Regions from separate parts of the Homo sapiens genome. Here region 2 is linked to region 1. A link is an interaction called in ENCODE POLR2A ChIA-PET data of the cell type or tissue named here. Cell type or tissue: HepG2. All regions are shown on one strand. Links, peaks and the distances in the headings refer to the core of each region. The heading gives the core; the rest is flanking DNA. Region 1 holds the start of LINC01503 (long intergenic non-protein coding RNA 1503). Region 2 has its middle 23 kb from the start of C9orf50.

Region 1 (14,930 bases), core at 568-4,567:
TGCCTGCTAGGGCCCGTCCCCGGGATTCTTCAAGGACAGAAAAAGAACAGGAAGCCTTCATTTGTATTTTGAAAGGGGCAGCTCGATTCACACCCCACCCTGACTGTGAGTAGAAACATCTAGTGCTCACCTATAGCCAGTTTTCGTCTCTTTCTTAGGACCCGCCACCTTTGCGGTTGCATGAGGCCCCCGGCTAGTGAGCCGTGGGAGGAAGTGATGTGATGCTCTTTCCCGTGACTCAGTGATCTGGAGATGGGGGTGCCACCAGCAGGAGGCAGCCTGGATTTTTAAGCCTCCCTTCATAGCGAGGGCAGTTACCCCGAAGAATCACCTGGAGGCTGGGCACGGTGGCTCACACCTGTAATCCCAGCACTTTGGGAGGCCGAGGTGGGCAGATGACTTGAAGTCAGCGGTTCGGGACCAGCCTGGCCAACATGGTGAAACCCCGTCTCTACTAAAAATACAACAATTAGCTGGGCGTGACGGCACACGCCTATAGTCCCAGCTACTCGGGAGGCCGAGGCAGGAGAATCGCTTGAACCCGGGAGGCGGAGGCTGCAGTGAGCTGAGATTGTGCCACTGCACTCCAGCCTGGGCAACAGAGAGAGACTCTGTCTCCAAAAAAAAAAAATAAAAGAATTGCCTGGACACACAGCAGACTTTGCCGGATGCGAAACAAACCTTGACCATTTTAAGGCGCTCAGATGCGGGGTTCATTTGTTACCACAGCAGAGGGAGCCCTGCTGACCAATACAGCTGCACACCCAGGCACAGGTGAAGCCTGGCCCGGGTCCTGAGGGGACTCTTGGAAAACCACATTCCAGTTCAGGAGATGCTGAGAGATCTTGGCAAGTCCTTTGACTCTTCTAGGCCCGTTTCCCCATGTGGATGGTGGGGTAAGGGACTTTTTCTCCTCTGACTAAGGCCTATGCTGCTTAAATCCCTAACCCCAAAGGCTCAAGGAAGACCTGCCAGTCCTATAGGGGCAGCTGGGTGCTCACTGCACATTGGCCGCTGGGAAGAGCACCTCGGAGGCATCATGGAACCCTCACAGTGGCTCCAGGAGGGAGGTGCCATCACGATCCCATTTCCCCATGAGAAAACTGAGCTTCAGAGAGGCAAGGTTACTTGCCCAGGAACACTAGCATCTGAGATTTTTGACTGCTCTAATGCCAATTACCGCCTGGTATTTTTATTTCTTACAAAAGCAACTAACTTAAGGCCGGGAGTTGGTTCACGCCTGTAATCCCACGCTTTGGGAGGCCCAGACAGGAGGATGGCTTGAGGCCAGGAGTTCTAGACCAGCCTGAGCAACATAGTGAGACCGTGTGTCCACAAAAAAGTAAAAAACTAGCTGGATGTGGTAGCTACTCCGGAGGCTGAGGTGGGAGGATCGCTTGAGCCCAGGAGTTCAAGGCTGCAGTGAGCTGTGGTGGTTCCACAACACTTCAGCCTGAGTGACAGAGTGAGACACTGTCTCAAAAAAGAAAAAAGAAAAAAAACTTAAAAGAAAGCCAGCTGTCAATAACATAAGAGAACTGAGAATAAAAATTTTTTAAAATACACATAAAATGTGCCATCTTAACCATTTTTAAGTGTGTAGTTCTGTAGTGTTAAGTACATTCATGCTATTGTGCAACGGTCACCACCATCCACCCACAGAACTCTTTTCATCCTGTAAAACTTAAACTCTGTACCCGTGAAATACTAACTCCTCCTTCTCCCTGGCCATCACCATTCCACTCTCTGTCTCTATGAATGTGACTTCTTTAGAGCCTCACATAAGTGGAATCCTATTGTATTTGTCCTTTTGTGACAGGCTATTTTACTTAGCGTAATGTCTTCAAGGTTCATCCATGTTATAGCGTGTGTCAGAATTTCCTTTTTATGGCTAAATAATATTCCATTGTACGTATGTATCAAATTTTGTTTATTCCTGCATTCAAGGACACTTGAGTTGCTTCCACCTTCTGGCTATTGTGAGTGATGTTGCTATGAAGATGGGAGCATGAATATGTCTTCGAGGCCTTGCTTTCAACGCGTTTGGGTACATACCCAGAAGTGGAAATGCTAGATCATATGGTAATTCTATTTTTACTTTTTTTGAGGAACTGCCATGCTGTTTTCCACAGCGGCTGCACCATTTTCATTCCTACCAGCAATGCTTGAGAGTTCCAATTTCTCCACCTCCTCCCCACCAGCCCTTGTTCTTTCTGGTTCCTGATAGTAGCCATCCTAATGGGTGGGAGGTGACGTCTCATCCGGGTTTTCATCTGCATTTCCCTAATGATTAAGGAGGGGATAAGGGCTTTTTCTTTTTTCTTTTCTTTCTTTTTTTTTTTTTTTTTTTTTTGAGACAGAGTCTTACTCTGTCGCCCAGGCTGCAGTGCAGTGGCGCAATCTCGGTTCACTGCAACCTCCGCCTCCCGGGTTCAAGCGATTCTCCTGCCTCAGCCTCCTGAGTAGTGGGATTACGGGTGCATACCACCACACCGGACTAGTTTTTGTATTTTGGGTAGAGATGGGATTTCACCTTGTTGACCAGGCTGGTCTTGAACTCCTGACCTCAATTGATCTGCCTGCCTTGGCCTCCCAAAGTGCTGGAGTTACAGTCATGAGCCACCTCGCCCAGCCTGGTGAGGGTTTTTTCAATGCCGCTGGTGGGTCTACAGCAGTGCAGTCACCTGGTTCTGCTTCCACAGGAGGAAATGAGGGTCCCGGTGCCACCCCCCTCCCGGGGATGTTGTGGGAGTCCTCGAGCCCCAAACAAGCTAGTGGGGCTGCGTCTGCAGTGTGACCTGTGCCCCAGTGAACAGGCTGGGGGCCCAACTTCTCCGGAACCTCAGCCTCCGCCGATGTTGCAACCTCTCCTTCCCCTGCTGGGCCTCAGCAGGAACTGAGCTGGGCTTTTCCAGCTCCGGCCAATCCTGTGACCTGCAGTCCCCACCCAGCCTGGAACTCAGAGCAGAGAGGAGTCAGCACCACAGGGAGGCAGGTGACAGGGTCGTCTGCATGTCCCTTGGCTTCCGCATCCAGACAAAGGGCAGCTCTGTGTACAGTGTGTACAGGACATGCAGGACGAGCGTGCGGACTGTGTGGCCAGACAGATGCGGTCTGAGTCCCATTTCTGCCATTTGCCAGTGGTGTGACCTGGATAAGTCACTTCCCCTCCCCAGCCCTCACTTCGATCTGTGAAATGGTGCTTGGCACGCGGTAAGAACTCAGTACCTCCTACGATTCTCAACCCCATCCTTCTCCTCATCACCATCAACATCCACCAGGATGACCAGGTCACGCCTGTGTCCAACCATCCATGGCTCCCCCACTGCCTGCCAGAGACAGCCCATCACACTCTCATGGCTGCTGGCCACCGCCCAGACTGACCCCTGCCCACATCTCCATCCTCCTCTCCCTCTCGCTCGTCACATTCGGGGCTGCCCTCCTGTCCCTCAAACGCGAAGCTCTCCCTCCAGCCACAGGGCCTTTGCATATGCTGTTCCCTGCCTGGAATGTGCTTTCCCCACCCCATCCTGCGCTCCCTCTTCATCAGTTACCTCCTAAAAGACCTCTGAACCATGAAATTATTGGAATACTGTCCGTCTCCCTACGTCACTCTGTGAGGCCAGGATCATGCCTGCTTTGCTTCCCACTAAAGACAAGGTTGGTCCAGGTGCCCCCCAAATATTAGCCAAATGGAATTATTCCTTTCCAGAAAACCCCTGATTTTGGAAACTCAGGTTCCTTCCACAAAAACAAGCTATTCCCCACATAACTAAATAAGCTTTAACTTTCATACCTTTGGAAGGTTTTTTCCCCTTCATTAAGTGAACCAACCTGAGAAAGCCCTCAGCTACATCCTGTGTCCTCATTTTTCAGCTCAGAAAAATATGGTCACTGCACTTGGAGCAGCTGCTCCCAACGCCTGCCACGCCTCCTCCCAGCCCAGCCTCTGGCTGCCCCTTCCTCAGGACTCAAGGGAGGTTTTGGGCTGCTCTCTGGGTGACCCCTTGCTTGGGAATAAACACCCACCCTGAGGGACGGAGGACCCAGGTGGAGGTGCAGATGCGTTTCAGCCCCAACAACAAGGTCTTCAAGAGCCACAGTGAACCCTGCTCGGTGTCAGGGCCTGACCCAGCCGGGTGACACACAGCACCACAGCCAGCCGGGGGGCGAGGGTCACCTGGTTCTGCTTCCACAGGAGGAAATAAGGGTCCCAGTGCCACCCCCCTCCCGGGGATGTTGTAGGAGTCCTCGACCCCTAAACAAGCTAGTGGGGCTGCGTCTACAGCGTGACCTGTGCCCCAGTGAACAGGCTGGGGGCCCAACTTCTCCGGAACCTCAGCCTCTGCCAGGTTCCGGACCCCAGGAGGGCCATGGGCAGGAGGCCCAGCAAGACTGTGTGGCCCAAACCCATGCCTGTGTCCATCCTTCCATCCCCTTGCATATATATATATGTGTGTGTGTGTGTATATATACACATATACATATATATATATATATTTTTTTTTTTGAGACAAGTCTTGCTCTGTTGCCCCCAAGCTGGAGTGCAGTGTCACGATTTTGGCTCACCGCAACCTCCGCCTCCCAAGTTCAAGCGATTCTCCTGCCTCAGCCTCCTGAGCAGCTGGGGTTACAGGCGTGCATCACTGCGCCCAGCTAATTTTTGGTTTTTTTTTTTTTAGTAGAGACGGGGTTTCATCACTAAACCTGTTGGCCAGGCTGGTCCTGAACTCCTGACCTCAGGTGCTCTGCCCGCCTCAGCCTCCCAGAGTGCTGGGATTACAGATGTGAGCCACCTCGCCCAGCCTCCTTGCTTATCTATTTCAACAGTTATTTAGTGAGCACCTACTATGTGCTCAACCCAGTTTTTGGGAAGCCTAGTGAAGACCCCAGGTCCCGCCCTCCTGACCAAGCAATTTACACAAACCCCATACTTACTTCTGGAGAGGAGACCTAGGGCTCTGCATTCGTCCCCAGGCTCACCACCCAGCGCATTCTCTGGGCTCAGGGTCTCTGGGTAGGGGCTGGCTCTACAGGATGCTCCAGAGGGCCTCGTGGGGAGGGTGTATTCAGAGAGGGGTAGTGCACGCGTCCACTCCAGATGGTCCTCAGGGAAAGAACTTTCTCCACACGGTCATGTGAGCAGGCTCCTGGCAGCAGTCACACATCAGCATCACTGTTGCTACTGTGGTTGGGGCCAGCTCAGGCAGGGTGACACCAAGACAAAGGCCTGCAGGAAGGATGGGCTATCCCCAAACATAGGCGAGTGGAGGGAGGACTTAGGGTCACCGTCGGCTGGACTTCACGGACACCGAGGGTGAGCCCCGGGGTGAAGGAGCCATGCCCCGGCCACAGTGAGGACCAGGAAACCTCCCCTGGGGCTGGAGGCGGGGGTCCCAGATGAGCATCTGCTATTTGAGTTCTCACGGGGATCACCTTCCTGGGGGTGACAGCAGCCAAACAAAGCACACAGCTAGGTGGCCACGAGGGGAAGGCCCGGGAGCCTGGGTCAGGAAGCGGGTGGGAGGAGGGTGGGCCGGGGGCTGGGGAATGCTGCAGGGAAGGAGGGAGCGGTGAGGACGGCCGCCACACGTCAGGAGGGCTGGCTTCTGGGGCCCAGCACCCGGCAAATCTTGAAAGAGAGGAAGAGGAGCGGGCGTGAGGCCAGAGGGGACCCCAGGGCCACTGTGGGGACGTGAGTTCTGGGAGGTGCCGGCCTGAGGGGCCATCCTGTCTGCCGTTCCCCGGGGAGGCTTGGGTGGGCAGAGACATTCCCCACGGGTGACATTCCCCACGGGTTTCCAAGGGAGAGCCCCCTGTGGGACTGGAGAGCCCAGGGGACTGCAGAGACTAGAGAGAGATGAGACCAGGAAGACACCAAGGCCCGGACCAGGGCAGCCAGAAGGGCCCTCAGCGCTGGTCCCTGCAGCTCCTCCTAAGCCAGATCTGCCAGGGGAGCTCGGAAATGCCTGTCGCGGAGCCTCGGTCCATCCGCCCCTCCCAACCGGTCCGGCACATCCAGGCGCACACACATCTGTCCACAAACACACCCTCCCTCACACACACACAACTCACACACACACCAATTCACACATACACAACTCACACACCAACTCACACGCACACAACTCACACGCACAGCAACTCACATACACATCAACACACACATACACAACTCACACACCAACTCACATATGTGCCAACTCACATGCCAACTCACACACGGACTCACACACACACCAACTCACATGCACACCAACTCACACATACACAACTCACACACCAACTCACACATACATAACTCACACCAACTCACATGCCAACTCACACAACTCATATGCGCTCACACATACACAACTCACACACCAACTCACATATGTGCCAACTCACATGCCAACTCACACACGAACTCACACACCAACTCACATGCACACCAACTCACACATACACAATTCACACACCAACTCACACATACACAATTCACACACCAACTCATACATAATTCACACCAACTCACATGCCAACTCACACACCAACTCAACTCACATGTACACCAATACACACACATACACAAGTCACTTACACACCAACTCACATACACACCAACTCACACATACACAACTCACACCAACTCATACCAACTCACATACACAACTCACACACCAACTCATACACACCAACTCACACATACACAACTCACACACCAACTCATACACACCAACTCACACATACACAACTCACATCAACTCGCATACACACCAACTCACACATCTCACATACACACCAACTCACACGCATACCAACTCACACATACACAAGTCACTCACACCAACACACCAACTCACACATACACAACTCACACTAACACACACCAACTCACATACACAACTCATACCAACACACACACCAACTCACACATATACAACTCACACTAACACACACCAACTCACACACACCAACTCGCATGCACACCAACACACACTAACTCAAATACACACCAACTCACACTCACACCCTTACACATACACAACTCACACACCAACTCACACACACACCCTCACCCCAACACAACCTCACACATATACAACACACACACCAACTCACACCCACACACTTTCACACACACCCTCACACACCCTCACACACACCAACTCCCATGCACACATCCTCCCTCATACACAACTCACAGACCCATGCACACACCCTTGCCCCCACCCAACACAACCTCACATATACACAACTCACACACCAACTCACATGCACACACCCTCACTCCCAACGCAACCTCACAACTCACACACACCAACTCACACACCCTCACACCAACTCACACGCCCACACCCTCACCCCAACACAACCTCACACACACAACTCACACCAATGCACATATACACATCCTCACACACATTTACATACACCCCTGCTCACAGACACTCTCTCTGGCTCTCTCTCACACACACACACACACCCTACCCCCCACTAGGGCTCAAGGACCCCTCCAGTGTCCTCAGGGCACTGGCCCAGGGGGCGGCAAGGAGGGTGATTCCCAAATAGCAGCCCCCAGAGCCCAGGTTCTGCCCCCAGAGAAGCTCAAGTCCAGACACCAGAAGGACCTCCCTTCATCCTGAAGACATTTACATGAGGAGAGCCACTTCCCCGAGTGACTCAACATGCACAGATCTGGAGGGACACACACACGCACACGCAGAGGGCTTCTCTAGACAGCTGTGTGCACCCCTCACTTCCGGCTCAGGATTCCCAGGCTCCAGCCCGGCCCCAGCAATCCAAGTCCTTCCCATCTATGCAAAGCTCAGGGGTGCCTCTGGCTTGTGGGGGCCTCATGGAGCCATATCCTGTTCCCTCATTCCAGAGGCTTTCCCTGCCTAGTGGGGCAGCTCTGGGGCCAGGAGAGCGGGGACGGCCCCAGCCTGAACCACAGGGAAGTGGAAACCCTCAGGGAAATTCACACTCCAGCTGCCTGCCAGCCAAGGACAACACACATTCATACATGCGCACCGACACGTGTACACAGTGACACGTGTGTACATACAGCCCCATACTCACCCTGACACGTAGGTACACACTTGTCAGAGGCGTTCGAACCAGAGCGACTCCATTTTGAGTGAGGGCTGGAAAACGAGGCTGGGACCCGCTGGGCTGCATTACCAGAAAGGTGGGTATTCCGAGCCCCTAGAGGTTTATGGTTAAGGGAACAAATTAATAATGTTTACTAAAACAGACCCGGACTTAGGAGTGTCCAGATATCGCCATATCTGAAGAACAAAGGCATTCCTAATTTTGCTTTAAAGATAATAATATCGATTCTTGCAAAATATAGTAATTAAGAAAATTAATCCTTTATCACAAACCCTTGTAGCAGAGCAAATCTCCCCATATATACAAGCATTGTACCTAGGGTGGATGCGTTCCTCGCTCCTCCTCTTACTTTCAGGAACATCCTACTCTGTCTACGGAGTAGCTGTCTTTTTACCGCTATCCCTTTTTTTTTTTTTTTTTTTTTTTTGAGATGGAGTCTTGCTCTGCCCAGGCTGGAGTAGCGTGATCTCAGCTCACTGCAACCTCCGCCTCCCAGGTTCAAGCGATTCTCCTGCCTCAGCTTCCCAAGTAGCTGAGACTACAAGCATATGCCACTACACCCAGCTAATTTTTTTTTTTTTTTTTTTTTGTATTTTTAGTAGAGACAGGGTTTCACTATATGTTGGCCAGGCTGGTCTCAAACTCCTGACCTCAGTTGATCTGCCCTCCTCGGCCTCCTAGAGTGCTGGGATTACAGGTGCGAGCCACCGCGCCCAATCCCTTGTACTTTCTTAATAAACTTGCTTTTGCTTTTCACTGTGGACTCATCCTGAATTATTTCTTGCGCGAGATCCAAGAACCCTCTCTTGGGGTCTGGATCAGGACCCCTTTCCCGTAACACACTAACACATACACACTGAAACTCACACATGCACTAATATACACTCCCCTACTCCCACTGGTGCACACACACCAGCACACTCACAATGACACGACACACCCAAGCACACACGGACACAGGCGCGCACACACGGACACAGCAGTGTGTAACTCTGGGTCTCCGGTGGGTCTGAGTGGTCTGCTCCACGGTGGGTCTCTCCTGAGGCTGGAGCCTCCTCTCAGAAATGTTTCTGCCCCCAGCTGCCATGTGGCCTAAAATCCTGACAAATTAGGAAAGATTCCTTTAAAACCAGCACTTCGGATTTTAGGCTTAAGCAATATTTGGAAAATGTGAGGCTCAGTCCCCCAGCTCGCTGGGCTGTGGGCCTGTCACCTGGCGCGCGTGGGGGCAGGCAGGAGGAGGGGGCTGGCTCGTGGTATGGGGCGAGCCCGGGCAGATTTGGGGCACAGGCAGGCACGCGGACACCCCACCGCTGAGAGCCAGAGAGACAGCAGAGGGCCGTGGGGATCAAAGACAGGGCTCTGGAGGGACCCAATCCCCACCCACTCTCTCTGCAACCCTCCCCAAGGGACTTCACTCCCGCAAACCTCAGTTTCCCCATCTGCACAATGGGTGTGAACCCGGGACCCACTTCATGGGCTAATGCGAAACTTAAATGACACCGTACCAATTAAGTTATAAGCCCTGGAAGCCCAAGAAAAGAAAGCGGTGGTGCGATGGGGGAAAAACCACCATCCCCGGCTTCCCGCGTGTAACGGGGCCGAAAATAACCAGCATTTTCCTTTTCTCTGCGGCTGAAGCCCACGCTTCCCAGAGGACCGGGCCTGCTTATCAGGAGCAGAGCGGCTCGCTCGGCTGTCTCCGCCAGAAGGTGACTGTGGGGGCCCGGCTCCCCTCCTGCCTCCAGCCCGACTCCCACCAGGAACACACCAGCTCCTCCCCCCGCCGCCCCTTTCAGGTTTCCGCCCCACCCCCAGCCCGCAAACAATTTTGCATATATTTAAATCTCCTCTGCGAGTTCCCCCTCCCCCGGAAAAAGAGAGAAAAGAAATTACAAAGGCCGTCATTTGTCTCCGTCCCCGCACCCCATCTATCAGGGCCCGGAGCCCGTCGCCTCGAATGAGGCGCGCGCCCGGGACGGCCGCTTTAATGGGGCGCCGCGTGTGACTGTGCAGCCGCGCGGCGGGCGCAGCCGGCCGGCATTTGCATACATATTAAACGGAGCAGTAAAAAATGCAGACATGCAAACCATTTGGACGGGCTCCTCGGCGTAGAGCCTGCCAGGAAATCAATCTTCTGGTTTCTTAAAGGCAGCCTGCTCGGGAGGAGGTGGCGATGCCACACAGCCCGCAGGCCGTGGGAGGGGGCCATCGTCTGTCCATCTGCCTGCGGGAGCAGCCGTGGGGGTCCTTCCCGGCCATGGAGGAGCCACCTCCTGGGAGCCAGGGGCCGGGGAGTTGAGTGTGGTGGGTCCTGGCTCAGCCGGCTGTGTGCCCTGTAGTAAAAGGGGTCCCCTCTCTGAGCTCCCCCTCACTGGGTGCTGAAGATATTTCCTTTCCCTTTTGCTAGGCTGGGGCTTAAGGGACTAACCCAAGATCACTGGGCCCCTCTATGCAGAGCCTGGGTCTCTAAGCCAGGTGCGAAGAAGGATGGCCAAGAACACAGGCTCTGGGGGCGGGCGGCCTAAATTCAAAGTCAGGCTCCACTCCCCAAGAGCTGTGTGATCTTGGGCAAATGCATCAACCTCACTGTTTCCCGTAAAAGGGGGATCAATATGCCTCCCTCTTCGGTATGCTGTTGGATTGAAATAGGTCAGCCTTGTAAAGCACTTGGCTCATTGCCTGGCATGTAGTAAGTGCTCAATAAATAGTGGTAGAACAATGTGTAGGAGGGCCCTTGGTGTTATTGGTATGTTTTTCTTGGTGAATATCCCTCTTTATATCTGCATAGTGTGGCAAGCCACTCCTCCCAGAGCCTCCTTACCTGTAAAATGGGGTGTTTTGATTTTCACGGGAACTGCTAGCTGTGTTCTAGAAGGCACTGGGTCCCTGCTGTGTGCTCCCACCCACCCGCTGATTCCAGCCAGGTGTGGCCAAACTGGCGCCTCTGAGGGCTGCCCACAGCCTGTCTTAGGCAAAGCCCAGAGCAGGGATGGGGGCATACCCCCAAACTGACCATACATCTGTGGGGCCAGGAAAAGGCAACTGGCCCTGAGCCTCAGCCTAGTGAGACTGGGGCCTCTCTGAATTCCATGGCACAGATAAGGAAACCGAGGCTCAGAGAGGTGTGGCAAAGCCAGGAAGCTTGAAGGTGGTGCCTCTGGGATGCAAGCCAGGTGTGCCCAACTGCAAGGCCACCTCCCCAGAGGTCCCCCAGAGAGGAAATACTGCCGGCAGAGGGAGGAGCTCATCCCACAGTGTCAGGGAACACAGCTTCCCCCCAAAGGAGGGGGGTGCTTGTGGAGAAAGAGCTGAGTTTTGCGTCTGAGCCCAAGTGAATATTTGGTACTCATGAAGGTCCTTCCTTTTTTTTTTTTTTTTTTTTTTTGAGATGGAGTTTTGCTCTTGTTGCCCACGCTGGAGTGCAATGGTGTGATTTCAGCTCACTGCAACCTCCAACTCCTGGGTTCAAGCGATTCTCCTGCCTCAGCCTCCAGAGTAGCTGGGATTACAGGTGCCCATCAACACGCCCAGCTAATTTTTTGTATTTTTAGTAGAAACAGGGTTTCACTATGTTAGCCAAGGTGGTCTCGAACTCCTGACCTCGGGCGATCCACCCACCTCAGCCTCCCAAAGTGCTGGGATTACAGGCATGAGCCACCGTGCCAGTTTGGTCCTTCCTTGAAAAGACCCAGAGGAAGAGGGGAGAGAGGGTTTTCAAGAACCAGCTCAAGTTTGGCCTTCATTCATTTACTTCATACTCCCGGAAGCGAGGAACAGAGGTGACCAAGGTCCCCAAGACCTGGCCGGGCAGTGGGCAGTGGGAAGTGGTGGGGAGTTAATGGCAGGATGGAGGGGTGCACCTAGACCAGTGGGTGCACTGTCCTCTCTGAGACCCTGGGGATTAGGTGAAGAGGCCAAGCCAGTGCATTGGGGTGGGGGGGCTTTGCCTTCTGTTGGGAGAGGGTCCCCTGTGGTTCAAAGCTTCCCAGCTGAGTGGCAATGTGACCTCCCTGCTGTGTGTGGGAGTTGCAGCCTAGAGTTATGGGAACTAAAGAGGCCAGACCCAGAGCTGTGGCCCAATTCACTGGTGTCTTGCTGTGTGACTTTGGAAAAGGCCCCGCTTCTCTGGGCTGGGGTGGCTGAGCCAACTGCACCCCTGCTCTGTCTCTCAGGGAACCCCTCTCTTTCACTCTTGACCTTCAGGCTATCTGGGCCTCTGTCCCTCCACCTCCCTCTGCAGCTGAGTGCAGGCCGCCCCCACTGCCCGGCAGGCAGCCCAGCCGGGGTGGAGGAAGCCGGCAGGGCGGGAAAAGGCGGGAGGGGTCCGAGTTACAGGAACCAGCAGGGCCATTGCTCAACTAGGGAGCCTGGCCGCGGGCCTGCCTCGGCCCCCACCTCTAGCAGCCCGCCCTCCTCCTAGCTCTGCATTGCAAACATTCCTCGCCAACCTCGGGTTGCTGCAGCCCCGGAAGGGGGAACTGCAGCAGACACAGCACCAGGCCGCCAGAAACACTTAACCCCTTCGCTCCTTCCAGGCAGAGCCTTCAGGGGGAGGAAGGAGGGATCTGGGCGGCAGCCGCGGCAGTCCTTCCCAGCCTCTGGGTGACCGGGTCAGGTGATTTGCTGGCAGGCCCGGCCACTGATTACCAACCTGGATCAACAGGTTGCGCGTTCATGACTCACCCAGCAGACATTTCCGGAGCTCCCCCTGGGTGCTGGCAGCAGGCATGAAAATCCAAGAGCGGCCCCAGCATCGGGGGTGGGATGCGGGTCTCATGAGCAGACGTGTGTTTTAGATCATTACAGTGATGAGAGCAACCAAGACGTGCAGGGTGAGCCTGAGCACAAACTAAAGTGGCTCAACTCATCAGGGAGGGCTTCTTGGAGGAAGCGACACTTAGGGAACCCTGTGAGAGCAGAGGGAGAGAGTTCCAGGCAGAGGAGGCAGCAAGTGTGAGGCTCTAGAGGGAAGAGAGACGTTCTCATGTTTCAATCTGTGTTTCTGGAGGAGAGAGAGGAAGGGGAGGAAAGCCCCAGGTGGGAGAGCTTGGCCCATGCCAGGTCCCAGAAGGCCTTGAGGCCACTCCCAGCATGAACCGTCATCTGAGGTCAGTGAGGAGCCAGGGAAGGGCTTATGTGTGGAATGACATGGTCAAGTTTAGCTCTAAGCCCTAAGACGCCTTGAATAAAAAACAGAACCTTGGGCTGAGCGCGGTGGCTCACGCCTGTAATCCTAGCACTTTGGGAGGCCGAGGCAGGTGGATCACGAGGTCAGGCTATCGAGACCAGCCTGGCCAACATGGTGAAACCCCGTCTCTACTAAAAATACAAAAATTAGCTTGGTGTGGTGGCACGCACCTGTAGTCCCAGCTACTTGGGAGGCTGAGGCAGGAGAATTGCTTGAACCCAGGAGGTGGAGGTTGCAGTGAGCCGAGATTGCGCCACTGCACTCCAGCCTGGGCAACAGTGCAAGACTCCGTCGCAAAAAAAAAAAAAAAAAAAAAAAAAAAAGCCTGGGCTCAGTGGCTCACACCTGTAATCCCAGCACTTTGGGAGGCCGAGGCGGGTGGATCACCTGAGGTCAGGAGTTCAAGACCAGCCTGACCAACATGGAGAAACCCTGTCTCTACTAAAAATACAAAATTAGCCAGGCGTGGTGGCACATGTCTGTAATCCCAGCTACTTGGGAGGCTGAGGCAGGAAAATCGCTTGAACCTGGGAGGCAGAGGCTGCGGGGAGCAGAGATCATGCCATTGCACTCCAGCTTGGGCAACAAGAGCGAAACTCGTCTAAAAACAAAAACAAACAACAACAAAAAACAAAAACAGAACCTTACTGGAAAGAGGCCGCTAACATATTTTCATGTACAAACCAAATGGACTCTAAGACCAGAACACCTGAACCACGCCAAAGTGCCACCAGCAGGACACGTTTCAGATGGCAGCTGGGCCTGGTACTAGGCTCTCCTGCAGCCTACATGGCCATTCTGCCATCCCAGGCCACATAGAAATCTGCAGGCTCAGGTTGGTTCTTCCTCCTGGGTTGGGGTCAGCACCTCCCATCTCCCAGACACCACTCCTGCATACAGCTGGAGTTCAATAAATGCAGCAATTAATCAGAGTGTTAAAGTTGGGAGGGGCTGAGAGATCATCTAGGCCCACAGCCTCCTCGCTTTTTTATTTTATTTTATTTTTGAAATGGAGTTTCACTCTCGTTGAAGACTCAGAGAGGGAATCCCTGGCAGGGGGGCCTGGAATTTACAGCCAAGATGCCCACAGAGCATGTCCAGAGAGGAGGCCAGCACACCCAGCTGCCCAGAACCTCGGTACCCACAGGAAAGACCCCAAAATCTCCCCACCAAAGCTCCCTTCCTTTCCCTACCTCTCACAGGGCCTGTTCTCTCTATACCTGGTCTATTTGTTGGGACAGCAAACGTAGCCGGAGTTCCTCTAAGTCCTGCTCAGCCTGGTGAGACTTCCAAAGGAAAACATGCCCAGAATCCTCCCTCTGTTGAAAATCATGCCCCAACAGGACAGGAAGGGGCCGGGCAGTCTCCATGCCTGCACATGCCCCCAGCAGAAGAAAGGGCTGAGCTCCTCCCAGCCTCCTCGGGGATCACCCTGCGGGAGGCCCCAGCAGTTACCACAGTCTGTTTTGTGGCTCAGGGTCCACTGTGTGTCACTGGATCCTTCCAGGCAATGGAATTTCTAGAAAGGTTCCTTCAACCTGGGACACCACCACCTTGGTGACCCGCCACCAACTCTGCCATGTGAAACACCTTACAGGCCTTGTGCTGGGCCAAAGATTCACTCTCCGAATCCTCATCACAA
Region 2 (14,930 bases), core at 6,163-10,162, 250 kb before region 1:
AGCGATTCTCCTGTCTCAGCCTCCCAAGTAGCTGGGATTACAGGTGTGTGCCACCACGTCTGGAAATTTTTGTATTTTTAGTAGAGACAGGGTTTCACCATGTTGGCCAGGCTGGTCTTGAACTCCTGACTTCAAGTGATCCACCTGCCTCGGCCTCCCAAAGTGCTGGGATTACAGGCGTGAGCCACTGCGCCCAACCAGAGAGGCCTTTAAAAATACCCCTACACTGCCGGGCGCTGTGGCTCATGCCTGTAATCCCAGCACTTTGGGAGGCTGAGGCGGGCAGTTCACAAGGTCAGGAGATCGAGACCATCCTGGCTAACACGGTGAAACCCCCGTCTCTACTAAAAATACAAAAAATTAGCTGGGCATGGTGGCAGGCGCCTATAGTCCCAGCTACTCGGGAGGCTGAGGCAGGAGAATGGGGTGAACCCGGGAGGCAGAGGTTGCAGTGAGCCGAGATTGCGCCACTACGCTCCAGCCTGGGCAACAGAGCGAGACTCCACCTCAAAAAAAAAACAACAAAAAACACCTGTGTATTGAGTAGATAACATGCTTGTGTACAGCATTTGGAAGGCACAAACAAGAAACCAGTGGGAAGAAAGCCCCTCCCCCCGGCCTCTCACCTAGCCCTGGTCCCTCCCACTGGGAAACCCAGTTTCCTGTGTACCTCCCAGAGGTATTCTGTGCACATACAAGGAGGCGTGTGCCTGCGTGGTTTTCAAATTTTCGTGTGGATTTCACATACATTCTGTATTGTACACACTCTTCTGCACTTAGCTTCTCACTTCACAGTCCAAGCAGGAAATCATAAAAGGCTCTCTCAAGGCCACTGAATTGTATAGATGGAGAAACCGGAGCCCAGAGTGTCACACAGCAAGTGTGGGTGTTCTGGTGGTCCAGGCGCAGAGCCTGGCCTTGGCGCAGTGGAATCCATGTCCTTCTGCGTGCTCGCCAACCCCCCCTCGGCCTCCCCACAGCTTCTCTCCTGCCCTAATTGCAAGGGCTGCCAAGGAGGGAGCCAAGGAGGTACTGTGATGATCCCCAGTTCCACATGAGGCTCAGAGAGGTGCAGCCACTGTCCTGAGGCCACACAGCAGAACCAGGATTGGAACTCACCAAGCTGCAGTGGCCCCCCAGGAACAGGCTCATGTTCCCCAGGTGGGCACTGCCCCTCACCACAGACTTACAATCTCCCTGATACCAGATGGGGAAGCCCCCAGCTTCAGCAGGTGAGGTTTGGGTAATAGACCCTCTCAGCCTGACGGAGCCACAGGATGGAGCTGGCGGGAGTCCCAGCTAGGCCTGGAGGGTGGGGTGGGGCCAGGTGGCTCACTAGGGGGACCGGGCTGATGTGGGTGCTTGGTCTCCTAGGCTCCAGCTGTACCACTGAGGCTCCTGGAACGCCCCCTGGGCCTGTCTGGTCGCCAGGGAGGACTGGCATCAGCTGGCTGAATGTGCCTGGGATTGCTGCTCAGTTCAGCATTTGGGTTCAAAGCATTATTTTTATTGTGTTTGTTTATCCAAAGCTCGCCTTTGAAATCTGCTTTTGCGCCTCCCCATCCTGGAGAAGGGCGCTGGTTTAGTTACAAAGTGCGTTGCTGTCTCAGCCTTTAAAGAATTCTTGAGTGAAGGGGCTCACTTTCCCTGAGCATGTGTGGCCTCATGTGTGGGCGACTATGGCAGGTCTGCAGGACAACTTGGGTCCTGTCCTGACTAGCCGGGGGCAGGTGACAACAGCCCCTCAAAAGCTGTGTGTGGCTCACACCTGTAACCCCAGCACTTCGGGAGGCTAAGCAGGAAGATGGCTTTGAAGCCAGGAATTTGAGACCAGTCTGATCAACAAAGTGAGACCCCCCCCCATCTCTTTAAAAAATAAACTCATTAATTAAAACTAAATCAATCAATAAAAAGTTGTGTGGGATGAAACCTCCAAAGTACTGGAGGTGCCACCACCCTGGTGCAAGGGACACAACCTGAGGGGTCATGAGAACACTGTAAGCTGAGGACCTGCTTTGTCCAGAAAAACACCCCACTCAACCACAAAAACTTTACAACCAGTTCTAGGCCCTTCTAGGACCTTCTGAGACCCATCCACAAACCCTTTCCTCCAGTTTAGAGCCCGTTCCTAAAGAAATCTCATGGTCAGCCTTTTTGGAATAATAATCATAGTAGATAAAGTTGAACACTAACTCTATTTCAGGCACTGTGCTGTGGGATTTCTCTGATTTACTCATTTACTCCTCACACTTGAGGCACAGAGAAGTTGGGTCACTCACCCAAGGTCACACAGCCAGGAAGTGGCAAAGCCAGGATCCAGACCCAGTCAGTCCTGCCCAGGTCTGCACTCCTAACCACACACACGCGCACACACACACAGCACACGCATGAACGCATGGACACGCATGGCACCTGGCTCCTGAGTCAACCCGTGGGTTAGGCCCAGGGAGGGCCTGGGGTGGAAGACCTCAGGTGAACTGCCCAGGCTTGGGGTCTGGTGAGCTGGGTGACTGAGGTCGAGTCCTTTTGTGAGGATTAGGTGGGCACCACCCGGAGATCCCTGGCCCAAGGCCAGCAGCGGGGAGGAGCTGATACCATTATGAGGGAAGTGACAGACAGTGGGGACACCCCTCCCCAGTGACTGCCACTCGGCACAGCCTCCTCCCCCTTCCCTCTTCCTCTCCCCTCTCCTCTCCTCCCCTCCCTCATTCTCCCCCTCCTCCTCTCTCCTTTCCTCTCTCCTCCCTTTTCCTCCCTCATCTCTCCCCTCCCTCCACATTCTTGCCCCCTTCCTTCTACCCCCTAATTTTCTTCTTCCTCCCTTCTTACCCCTCCTTCCTCCCTCCCTTCTCTCTCCTTTGCTTTCTCCACTTGTTCCCTCCCTCCCCCTTAACTCCCTCATGTCTCCCTCCCTCCTTCCTCCCTCCCTCCTTCCTGTCTGTTTTCCTTTCCCCCTTCCTCTCTTCCTTCTCTCCCTCCCTGCTGCTTGCCTCCTCTCTCCCCTTCTTCTCTCTGTTTTTCCCTCTCTCTCTCCTCCTCCTTCCCGCTTTCTTCTCTTCTGACTCCCTCCTCCTCCCTGTCCTTCCTCTCCCTCCACTCTCTTTCCCTCCTTCTCCAGACAAGGAATAAGAGTTGCTCACCCCTGGCCAGCTCAGTGGCTCACGCCTGTAATCCCAGCACTTTGGGAGACCGAGGCGGGCAGATCACTTGAGCTCAGGAGTTCCAGACCAGCCTGGCCAACATGGTGAAACCCCATGTCTACTAAAAATATATGTTTTAAATTAGCCAAGCGTGGTGGCGCGTGCCTGTAATCCCAGCTACTCGGGAGGCTGAGGTGACAGGGTCGCTTGAACCCGGGACGCAGAGGTTGCAATGAACTGAGATTTCGCCATTGCACTGCAGCCTGGGCAACTGAGCAAGACTCCCTCTCAAAAAAAAAAAAAGGTGTTCACCACCCTCCTCCAAGCAGCTGTCCATCCTACCAGAGGAACAGCCCATCCCTGTAAACACTGCACTTCTGAGAAGGACCAGACCACACCTGGGGACACCCCTGGGTCTACCTGGGGGCCTGCCCAAGAAGGATGGGGAGGGGCCCACTGGCTGAACAGACCCGGCCAGACCTTCCCACCCAGAGCCTCTTGGCTCCCCTCCCGCATCCCCAATGCTGGGAGGACAGGGAATGGCCTCCATGGGCCTTCCAGGCTGAAATTTCTAGCGTTTGTGGAGTTAAGACCCTAATATTATGGGCCGGGCAGGGTGGCTCATGCCTGTAATCCCAGCTACTTGGGAGGCTGAGGCAGGAGAATTGCTTGAACCCAGGAGGCGGAGGTTGCAGTAAGCCGAAATCATGCCACTGCACTCCAGCCTGGGTGACAAAGACTCCGTCTCAAAAAGAAAAAAAGACCTTAATATTATTTATCGACAGTTTTTGGTGGTTTAATAGAATTGAGGGTAAATCTAACTTGCAAATTTTCCTTTTGATCTCCTTTTTCTTTTAGGAGAGAACAGAGCCGGCTTTAGAGCAAGACTGGAGACCGCTCCCTCTGCTCTCCTGTTCCCAGTCAGGACTCTCCTGGGGTTTGCAGTCCTGGGGTGTCCCTGAGCACGTCCGTCCGGCAGGATTCCTGGTTGCCAGCCTTGACTCCCCCTGCTTGTCCCTCCCCCCGGCACCCCAGCACTGAAGTCCTGGGGACTCCTCTGAGCCCCAAGGCCCCGGCCCCTCTGCCTCCTCCCTCCTCTCTCCTTCTTCCCCCTCTGTGCTTCCCCTCACACTCTGCAGTAGGCCTCTGGCTTCTCCTTTAGCTCCTGAGCCAAACTCCTTCACACCCCAGGGCCTTTGCACATGCCCTCCTCTCTACCCAGAATGCTCTCCTACCAGCTTCACGGGTTCCCACTTAACATCAGATCTCAGATGTCACCTCCTCAGGGAAGCTCTTCCAAATGAAACCAGCTCCCCACAGTTCTCCTTGTGTGGCACTTACCACAATCAGGACGGAACAGTGGTGGCATTGCTGGCACACATGGACCATACTCAGTAGCCCCTGAGCTCCAAGAATGCAGAGACTGGACAGGTCCCTAACACAGAGCCTGCCACAGAGAAGGCCCTGAATGAACGCTGCGCAAAGGGATGGGGATCCTATCTGTGAACATCTCCCTGCCACATACCGTGCCTCAGTTTCCCTGCCTATACGGCAAGGGGGAGGGTCCCGTGCCTGCACTTGCAATGCAGTGTTTCTCAGATGTTCCCTCTGGGCTTCTGGCAGGGATCACATTCATTTCACGGTATTTGACTTCTTTGATTATCTGATTTTTCCAGGGAGGAATTTTAAATCTCTGGGCTGGGGCGGCATCTGCTAGATACCTGGGCACTTGTCCCAGCCCACCAGCCTGGGTACATTCAGCATCATGCTGGAAGCCCGTTAAAACTGCCCCCTCTTGGCAGATTAGGCCCCACGCAGAGACACCCTTCCAGGGCTCTGGAACCATGCAGTGTTTGGTGCGAGTGGGTAAGCAGTACAGCTCTCTTTGGGCAAAGCTCTAAATCAAGTGCAGGGGCATAGGAGCCAGGCAGACTGGGTTCCAATTCTGACTCAGTCACTTCTGGTGAGACTGGGGCCCACCATTTACTTTTTATTTGAGATGGAGTCTCGTTCTGTCGCCAGGCTGGAGTGCAGTGGTGTGATCTCAGCTCACTGCAACTGCCACCTCCCTGGTTCAAGTGATTCTCCTGCCTCAGCCTCAAGAGTAGCTGGGATTACAGGGGCGTGCCACCACGCCCAGCTAATTTTTTTGTTTGTTTGTTTTGAGATGGAGTCTCGCTCTGTCGCCCAGGCTGGAGTGCAGTGGTGCGATCTCGGCTCACAGCAACCTCCACCTCCCCGGTTCAAGTGATTCTCTTGCCTCAGCTTCCAGAGTAGCTGGGATTACAGGTGCCTGCCACCACGAGTGGCTGATTTTTGTATTTTCATTAGAGACAGGGTTTCATCATGTTGGCCAGGATGGTCTTGAACTCCTGACCTCAGGTGATTCACCTGCTTTGGCCTCCCAAAGTGCTGGGATTACAGGCGTAAGCCACTGCACCTGGCCTAATTTTTGTATTCTTAGTAGCAATGGGGTTTCACCATGTTGCCCAGGCTGGTCTCGAACCGCTGACATCAGGTGATCCACCCGCCTCGGCCTCCCAAAGTGCTGGGATTACAGGCATGAGCCACTGTGCCTGGCCTCACCATTCACTTCTCTGTGTCTCAGTCCCAGGCCTGCGCAATGGTCGTATCACTGTCAGAGGTGTCTGAACCAGGGCAATTCCATCTTGAATGGGGCTGGGTAAAATGAGGCAAGACCTACTGGGCTGCTGCATTCTCAGACGGTTAAGGCATTCTAAGTCACAGGATGAGATAGGAGGTCGGCACAAAATACAGGCTATAAAGACATTGCTGATAAAACAGGTTGCAGTTAAGAAGCTGGCCAAACCCCCCAAAACCAAGATGGCAACCAGAGTGACCTCTGGTTGTCCTCATTGCTAGACTCCCACCAGCGCCATGACAATTTACAAATGCCATGGCAATGACAGGAAGTTACCCTATATGGTCTAAAAAGGGGAGACATGAATAATCCACCCCTTGTTTAGCATATCATCAAGAAATAACCATAAAAATGGGCAACCAGCAGCCCTCAGCGCTGCTCTATGGTGTAGTCATTCTTTTGAGACAGAGTCTTGCTCTGTCGCCCAGGCTGGAGTGCAGTGGTGCGATCTCAGCTCACTGCAACCTCCGCCTCCTGGGTTCAAGCCATTCTCTTGCCTCAGCCTCCTGAGTAGCTGGGATTACAGGCACATGCAACCATGCCTGGCTAATTTTTGTATTTTTAGTAGAGATGGGATTTCTCCATGTTGGCCAGGCTGATCTCAAACTCCCGACCTCAGGTGATCTGCCCACCTCAGCGTCCCAAAGTGCTGGGATTACAGGGGTGAGCCGCCGTGCCTGGCCTATTCCTTTACTTTTTTTTTTTTTCTTCTTCTTCTTTAAGACGGAGTCTCGCTCTGTTGCTAGGCTGGAGTGCTGTGGTGTGATCTTGGCTCACCGCAACCTCCGCCTCCCAGGTTTAAGCTGTTCTCCAGCCTCAGCCTCCCGAGTAGCTGGGACTACAGGCGCGCACCACTACGCCCAGCTAATTTTTGTATTTTTTAGTAGAGATGGGGTTTCACCATGTTGGCCAGAATGATCTCGATCTCTTGACCCCGTGATCCGCACACCTCGGCCTCCTAAAGTGCTGGGATTATAGGCATGAGCCACCATGCCCGGCCTATTCCTTTACTTTCTTAATAAACTTGCTTTTACTTTATGGACTCACCCTGAATTCTTTCTTGCGAGAGATCCAAGAACCCTCTCTTGGGGTCTGGATCTGGACCCCTTTCCTACACCACCACCTCCCAGCTGGGGTTCTTGTGTTGATCAAGATGCTTCCCAGCCTGGGCCTGACACACAGTAAGTGCCCTGCCCCTCTCACCCCAGAGGCAGTGGCTAAACCTCAAGTCTCTGGGGCCCCAAAAATCTGCGTCAATACCCAGCTCTGCCCCTTGTCTGGCTTCGCAACCTCTCGGTGTCCGTTTCTGGGTCTGTAAAGCGGGGGTGATACTACTCCTGCGCCTGCACCCCACGTTATGTCAGTGTCTGCTTTCCAAATTCCCAGCCTGGACTCACCTCCCCTATGACTGTTTTGCAATCAGTGGGGACCACGGGCAGGGAGGAAGGTGGAGGAAAGCCCAAGTAACTTTGTGTCAAGTCCCAGTTTTCCTGCCAGCTGAGACCTGGGGCAAGCGACACCCCCTCTGCCTCAGGCTGTTCACCTAAAAAAAGGATGTTCTTAATCTACACACAGGGCTCTGTGGGGCTTGGATGGGGCACGCGGACGGCTACAGAATGTCAGGCAGCCACTTCCTTATGGTTACACCAGAAAGGGAGAGCCATTTCCCTCCACCCTTACTTTAGGGACCGGGAAACAGGACGGCAAGAAGGAATGCGCTACACCTCAACCCGGAGGGAGGGCATTCAGCCGCCACCCCCTCAGCCTTCCAGGAAGCTGAGGCCCAGAGAGGGCCAGGCTGGACCACGGGTTACACTGCGGGCAGGGCTTGGCTGATGCAGGAAGCGGTTCCTCTCCGGTGGGATGGGTGGGGTCGGGCAGGTACCCCAAGGAGAGCCCGGGCTCCCAGCTTAGCTTCCTGTTCCTATCTCAGCTGTCCAAGGGCCACTGAATGTTCCCGAATGCCCCTCCCCAGAGGAGTCCTGGGCAGGGAGTAGGGCATTCAGGAAAGCTGAGGCCCAGCGACAGGTAGGCGCTGGCCTGAGGTCCCACAGCGCAGGCGGGTCCGAAGCCCCCAGTCTGGGTTCAGGCCTCCCCCGCCCTGCGGCGCGGCCTCGTGGCGTCCCCAGCCCTCCGTTCCCGGTCGCTGCCCTGCAGGGACTTGCCCAGCGGGGACGCGCCGGGCCTCCCCGAGGTCTGCGCCCGGCTGCAGCCGCGGGATGAAAGGGGAATCCACCGAAACCCGCCTCCCTCCCAGCTCGCCCGCCCCACCCGCAACCGGATCTGGCTGGGGGCGGCGGGCTTTGAAGTCCGCGCCAGCGGCCCCAGCGCTCGGACGGCTCCGGAGACTCCGGGAGGCCGACTTGAAAGGGCAAGCCGCGGGCCGGTCCAGCCTTCCCGGGACAGGGCCGGGGAGAGCGGGGAGGAGGAGGGGAGGGGCGGGAGGGGGAGAAAGGGGAGAGTGAAGGGGAGGGGGCGGAGGGAGGGACAAAGGGTCCCGCCTGACGCCCTCCCCAGGGCCCAAGGGCGGCCCAGCCCCGCGCTAGGAGCGAGGAATGAGTTATCCCGGCATTCAAGGCCCTGCCGTGGGTGCCCTGCGCGCCACCCGTTTCTTCCTCCCTCCTGGCCCCTTGGCCAGACAGAACTGCTTCTCAGCTACTGCCTCACTCCGGCCTTAGCACACGCTGTTCCTTCTGCCAGGAGCGCCTTTCCCATCTTCCCCTCCCAGGCTCCAGCCTCAGCTCCTCCCTGCGGGGGATGGGAGGGAAGGGCGTCCTCTCTTCCTGTGGGGCCTCCCATAAACCTCCTGCCCTACCCTCTTCCCGGGTGCCCTCCTCCCCGGCCCCCTGCCTCAGCGTCCCCCAAGGCTGCTCAGACTCTGGTAATCCCTGGCCCAGAACCCCAGCTGTGGACACCTGGAGGGCATCCTCGCATCCCCCAGTCTGGACAGCTGTGGGTGGGCGCAGGAGACAGGGAGAGGGGGTCCTTCGATAATAGCGATCACAATACTAATAAGCCTTGGGGACTGGTCAGTGTGTGGGCGGGTGCTGAGAGAATTCCAGGGTCCTAGAGCCCATCGGCCCCGCGCACTGGAGCCTTATAGCTTCCAATGCACCCATGCAGGCGCACCATAGCCTCTTTCTCCTCCCTGCCCATCAGATTGCAAAGCTGGGTGACCCCTCTCCCGACCTCCAGCCGGGACCTCCTCCTCACTGCAGAGGGCCCCCAGCTGCCGCCTCGGCCCTTGGGTTCAACCACTGGCAGCCCCTAGAAAGCTCCAGCCCCACCCCCAGGGTTCTCTGTCCTCAGAGTCCCAGGAGGCTTTGCAGCTGTCTCCTGGAACCCTCTCCTCTGCCCACCTAGTGGGCTGATTGCCTGGTTTCTCCCAGCTCCCCAGGGCTGCTGGCTGAGGACAGAGTTTTTGTTCCAAGTTGCAGATGAGGACACTGAGGCCCACAGAGAAGTTGAGGTCTCGAAGCTGGTGGGATTGAGGTGGCCATGCTGGCCCCTGAGGAGCCAAGAGAGAGGGGCCCCCAACAGGCTGTGTCTAATAGGACAAGAGTGCCGCCATCTTCACAAGTCTCCACCATCTTAAAAGTATCAAGTTTCCATGTCTCAAAACTGTCCGCAAATGTCAACCCTGCCCATAGCTTCAACAGAGCATAAGGCTGTAACTGCAGCAGAACCTCACAAAGTCCCCAACAGTCACAACCAGCCAGCACTTCCCCAACTCCTCCACATAGAATCTTTCCTCAAAGCACACTTCCGGGCTGGGCGCGGTGGCTCATGCCTGTAATCTCAGCACTTTGGGAGGCTGTGGTGGGCAGATAACCTGAGGTCAGGAGTTCAAGACCAGCCTGGCCAACATGGTGAAACCAGGTCTCTACTAAAAATACAAAAAAATTAGCTGGGTGTGGTGGCAGGCGCCTGTAATCCCAGCTACTCAGGAGGCTGAGGCAGGAGAATTGCTTGAACCTGGGAGGCGGAGGTTGCAGTGAGCTGAGATCCCACCATTGCACTCCAGCCTGGGCAACAGGAGTGAAACTCTGTCTCAAAAAAAAAAAAAAAAAAGCACACTTCCCCAACCAGGCCCTTTAAAAAGCCTCAGGCTATATGAGAAGCTTGCTCCTGAGCCTGCTGGCCAGAAGCCCTTCTCAGGTTTACTCTTAATAAATCCATCTCCACTGTAGAACTGCCTTCTTGCCTCTTCTTTCCTTCATCTTTCTATTCCAATACTTGCTGCCAAACCCCGGGATGAGTCTTGGGGCTGAGAACTCTTGCAACCCAGGAAGCAGTGGGCCCCGACAGCTCATCCCTGGCTAATTCCTGGATCCTGAGGGTTCTCTGGCTTCCCGCCTAGTCCCTCAACTCTTCCTCTTTTTTAAAAGTGATTTGCATGAGGTAATTGAGTGACAGGAGAGGACTTCGAGGCTGTGGCCAGGGCTACCCCTGGATGGGTTCTCAAAACTCCCGGACCCAGAATTTTGCCTCCAACCGCTGGATCTGGGCAATTTACTTTCTGTTTCTCCCCAACGGCTCCAGTTTGAGAGGTCCTTTGCTGGTTCCTTCTAAAACATCCAACACCAGACACTAATTAGTAAGGTTTGCCCCCACCTGTCTCTCCTGTGCTACCCAGGAGACTCAGGTCCGCAGTCCCGGTCTCCTGGGGACCATTAGGACCATCAGAGACCTTGGGAGGGTGACGTTCAGGGATGCCTGACCTTTCCCCTCAGTCTACCTCCTCTTGAGAGGATCTCCCGTCTCTGCCCTTTTTCTGGGGATGCCTAGTCTAACGGCAGACACCCCTGGCCTTTCCTTGCCAAATCTCAATGGGCTCCAATCAATCTCAAATTACTCCTTCCTCCCCTCTAGGTTTCCTGATTTGTAACCTTTCTAAACTCGGTATAAAGGGGGACATTAAAGTAAAGTGCCTTATATTCTTTTGCAATACTGCCTGGCCTCAGGCCAAGGGCAACCGTTGGCCTGAAAACGGCACATTCGACCACCAAATTTTAAGGGATTTAGATAACTTCATTTATCGAAATGGCAAATGGCAAGAAGTTCCTTCATTTACCTTTGCTCACGTCCTTCCCTCTGCCAAGATTGTTCCCCACACCTCTAATTTGCTCCTTAATCTCTGTTGTTGGCATAAAGGGCATTCAGAAAACTCCCCTCCAAACACTCCCCTTATATTGTTCCTTTCGGGACGTCACCCTCATACATTGCTTCCTGTTAATCCCACATTGCCCCATGCCTCTTCTAAGTAGAGACCTGCTGCACAAATTGCGTGGCTTCCTCCACCTTTGGGCTCTTGGCCAAAGCCATCCCTACTTATTTTTATGCCAGGAACCCAAATTCTCCCTACCTGAAGTTAAGGAGCCAACACCTGACCTTAGCATTATAACTCAAACAAATCCTATTGTTTGGTCAACACAAATTCTGCAGTCGTGGCGGCCCACCACTCCCCATTAAAATTTCATTAAAGGATCCTTCTCATTAGATCACAGTCCAACAGTATTCTGTCAGCCCTGAGAGGCTTCGGGGACTCAAGCCCATCATCTCCCAACTGTTAGCTGCCAACATCCTCATTCCAACCCATTCCCCTCATAACACCCCTATTGTCCCTGTCCGGAAGCTGGATGGGTCCTACCGGCTTGTCCAGGACCTTCGTCAAATCAATTCTGCTGTCATCCCTACACACCCAGTCGTTCCTAATCCCTATACACTCCTCTCCAGAATCCCCCCTCATACCAGTCATTTTTCAGTACTAGACCTCAAAGTGCCTTTTTCAGGCCAGGCACAGTGGCTCTCGCCTGTAATCCCAGCACTTTGGGAGGCTGAGGCGGACGGATCACGGGGTTGGGAGATCAAGACCACCCTGGCTAACACGGTGAAACCCCGTCTCTACTAAAAATGCAAAAAATTAGCCTGGCATGGCGGCGGGCGCTTGTAGTCCCAGCTACTCAGGAGGCTGAGGCAGGAGAACGGCATGAACCCGGGAGGCGGAGCTTGCAGTGAGCCGAGATTGCGCCACTGCACTCCAGCCTGGGCGACAGAGCGAGACTCTGTCTCAAAAAAAAAAAAAAAAGATGCCTTTTTCACTATACCTCTATACCCTTCTTCCCAAAACCTGTTTGCTTTTACCCAGATGGATCCAGATACCAACATTTCCCAACAGCTCACATGGACTGTCCTCCCCCAGGGTTTCAGACACAGCCCCCCAACTTTTTTGGACAAGCCCTTCAAGCAGACCTCTCTAAACTTTGCCTAACACCTCCCATCCTCCTTCGCTATGTAGATGATCTGCTGCTCTGTTCCCCTTCAGAGGAACTCTCTATTCAGCATACTGTTACCCTTTTAAACTCCCTCACCCAGTACAGCTACCAGCTGTCCAAAAAAAAAAAAAGGCCCAATTAGCCTCCTCCAAGGTTTCATACCTGGGCCTCATGATTACCCCTGCCACCTGGGAAATTCCCTCAACACACAAGCAGATGGTCCAGAGCATCCTATTCCCTCATACCAAAAGAGACTGTCTCTCTTTCTTGGGACTCATGGAGTACTTCCAGCTATGGATTGCCAATTTTGTAGTGATTGCCACGCCATTATATGAGGCCTCAAAGGGAAACCTCGCTGAGCTTATTGCCCCTACTCCTGAACTTCATCATGCTTTGTCCTGCTTAAAACAAGCTCTAACCTGGGCCCCTGCTTTGGGTCTCCTTAACCCCAGCCGACCTTTCCATTTATACTTACACAGCTCCCAAAACGGAGCTTTAGGCCTTTTGGCCCAGCCCACAGGGGACTCTCTTCAACCTGTTGCATACTTCTTCAAGCAGCTAGATCTTATCTATAAAAGTTGGCCTCACGGCTGGGCACGGTGGCTCATGCCTGTAATCCCCACACTTTGGGAGGCCGAGGCGGGCAGATCCCCTGAGGTCAGGAGTTCGAGACCAGCCTGACGAACATGGAGAAACCCCATCTCTACTGAAAATACAAAATTAGCCGGGCATGGTGGTACATGCCTGTAATCCCAGCTACTAGGGAGGCTGAGGCAGGAGAATCGCTTTAACCTGGGAGGCGGAGGTTGCAGTGAGCCGAGATCGCGCCATTGCACTCCAGCCTGGGCAACAAGAGCGAAACTCCGTCTCAAAAAAAAAAAAAAAAAAAAAGTTGGCCTCTTTGCCTAAACATTTTAGCCACAGCCTCTTTAATTATCCCAGAGGCACAAAATTTCATCTTCTATAAACCCCTGCAAGTTTATTCATCACATGACTTGCAAGATATGCTCAGCCACAGGGCACTTCAAACAGTATCCCCTTCCCGCATCCAGACCCTGCACTCAGCCATTCTCCAATCCTTTCTCTCCCTCCGTAAATGCTCCCCTCCTAACACCGCCACCCTTTTACCCTCAACACCCCTCTTAGAGTCACCCCTGCACTCCTGCACTGATATCACTGATGACTCCCTTATCACGTTCCATCATTTAACCAACGCACCTATAAAGGGAGCTCCAGGCTGGTTTCTAGACAGCAGTGTGTCCAGAGTTCCTCCTTTCTCAGCAGGGTATATTATCATGGAAGGATACCGTGATGACACCCCCGTCCTCCCTCCCTGAAGAGTCATAGAAGCCTCTTTCTTACCAGCAGGCACATCCTCCCAGCAGGTAGGCCCATAACCAGGGCCCTAACCCTAGCAGCAGGAAAACAGGTCAATATTTACACTGACTCCAAATATGCATAGAACATCATTCATTCCAATGCCCAAATTTGGAGTGAACGCGGTTTCCTCACCACAAAGTGAACCCCCATTGTTAATGGAAAGCTCATTCGCCATTTGTTACAGGCTGCCTTGCTCCCAAAAAGTGGCAATAATTCACTGCAGGGAACACCAATCAAATGAGGGTCATATTTCCTTAGGAAATCGCAAGGCTGACAAATGAGCCAGAATGACCTCAGCAAATCAAGAAATTCCCCAATATCTTTTTTTTTTTTTTTTGAGATGGAGTCTCGCTCTGTCCTCTGTCGCCCAGGCTGGAGTGCAGTGGGGCGATCTTGGCTCACTGCACCCTCTGCCTCCCGGGTTCAAGCGATTCTCCTGCCTCAGCCTTCCGAGTAGCTGGGACTACAGGCGTGTGCCACCACGTCTGGAAATTTTTTGTATTTTTAGCTAGATACATGGTTTCATGCCCCCTGAAAGCCTCCCTGCCACCAATAAAAGAGCCTCTACTGTGGCCGCCAAACTACTTTCTGTGTGTATGTGTATGTGTGTGTGTGTGTATATATATATATATACACACACACACACACATACACACACACACACACATATATATTTGAGACCAAGTTTCACTCTTGTTGCCCAGGTTGGAGTGCAATGGCGCGATCTCAGCTCACTGCAACCTCTGCCTCCCGGGTTCAAGCGATTCTCCTGCCTCAGCCTCCTGAGTAGCTGGGATTACAGGTGCCCACCATCACACCCAGATAATTTTTTGTATTTTTAGTCGAAAAAATACTTTAGTATTTTAGCCACCTGCCTTGGCCTCCCAAAGTGCTGGGATTACAGGCATGAGACACCAGGCCTGTCCTCCCCAAATCTTATAAAAGCCCTTCATATTACTTGGAAATTCCATATTCCTTACTGATCTCCATCTTCTGGGAAGGTAGAAAGGATGAATTGCATTCTAAAAAATACTCTCACAAAATTCTCCTTACAAACCCACAAAGACTGGACCACCTTATTGCCCCTCGCCCTTCTCAAAATTAGGGCTCTCCCTCGCAAACCCCTAATGATTAGTGCATTTAATTCATGTACAGGAGACCTCTTGCCTCTTTTACGCCATCTCAAAAAAGCCCCTTCACTCCCCGATTCCCTTGTTACTCCACTCCTACAGGCAGTCCGCAGTTTCCTTTGGAAATGTGTGAACTGCACCTTACCCCAACCACTCCCAAGCACAGACAACCCCTCTCTCCATCAGTGAGACTAGGTTCTCCAAACCCCAAGAGAAACCCCCAGCAACCCTCTTAAGCCCAAGCAGGATGGCCCTTATTAGATTATTCTGGCTACCCCACAGCCACTAAGCTCAAGGGAATTCCTAATTTGTTCCACCCCTCATCCCTCAAAGAAACCATCCA

Evidence for each region. ChIA-PET counts read pairs that join two places held together with the same protein. Peaks named below come from ENCODE experiments on the same cell type or tissue, not always from the same donor. Only the 100,000 strongest peaks of a DNase experiment are listed, where the experiment ranks them.
Region 2: POLR2A ChIA-PET joins it to region 1 with 6 read pairs; 9 of 35 experiments call an interaction of 5 or more read pairs at or near these places.

Annotation. Positions count from the first base shown.
Region 1 is chr9:129,332,052-129,346,981 of GRCh38, reverse strand. It overlaps LINC01503 (long intergenic non-protein coding RNA 1503), which reads right to left and starts at 10,059. Exons shown (of 4, transcript NR_120686.1): 1 at 9,994-10,059; 2 at 8,065-8,190; 3 at 4,939-5,150. RefSeq lists enhancers at 9,579-10,382, 10,383-11,186, 11,991-12,793, 11,777-12,976. In HepG2, for the core only: a CTCF peak has its summit at 2,893; DNase peaks (open chromatin) are centred at 1,681 and 2,991.
Region 2 is chr9:129,590,677-129,605,606 of GRCh38, reverse strand. No RefSeq gene overlaps it. Among named protein-coding and RNA genes, the nearest start is that of C9orf50, 23 kb to the left of the region's middle. RefSeq lists enhancers at 812-1,311, 2,469-2,588, 4,838-5,337 and a silencer at 7,971-8,190. In HepG2, for the core only: no CTCF peak of the experiment used is centred there; DNase peaks (open chromatin) are centred at 8,106, 8,516 and 8,956; H3K4me3 peaks cover 1,114 bases.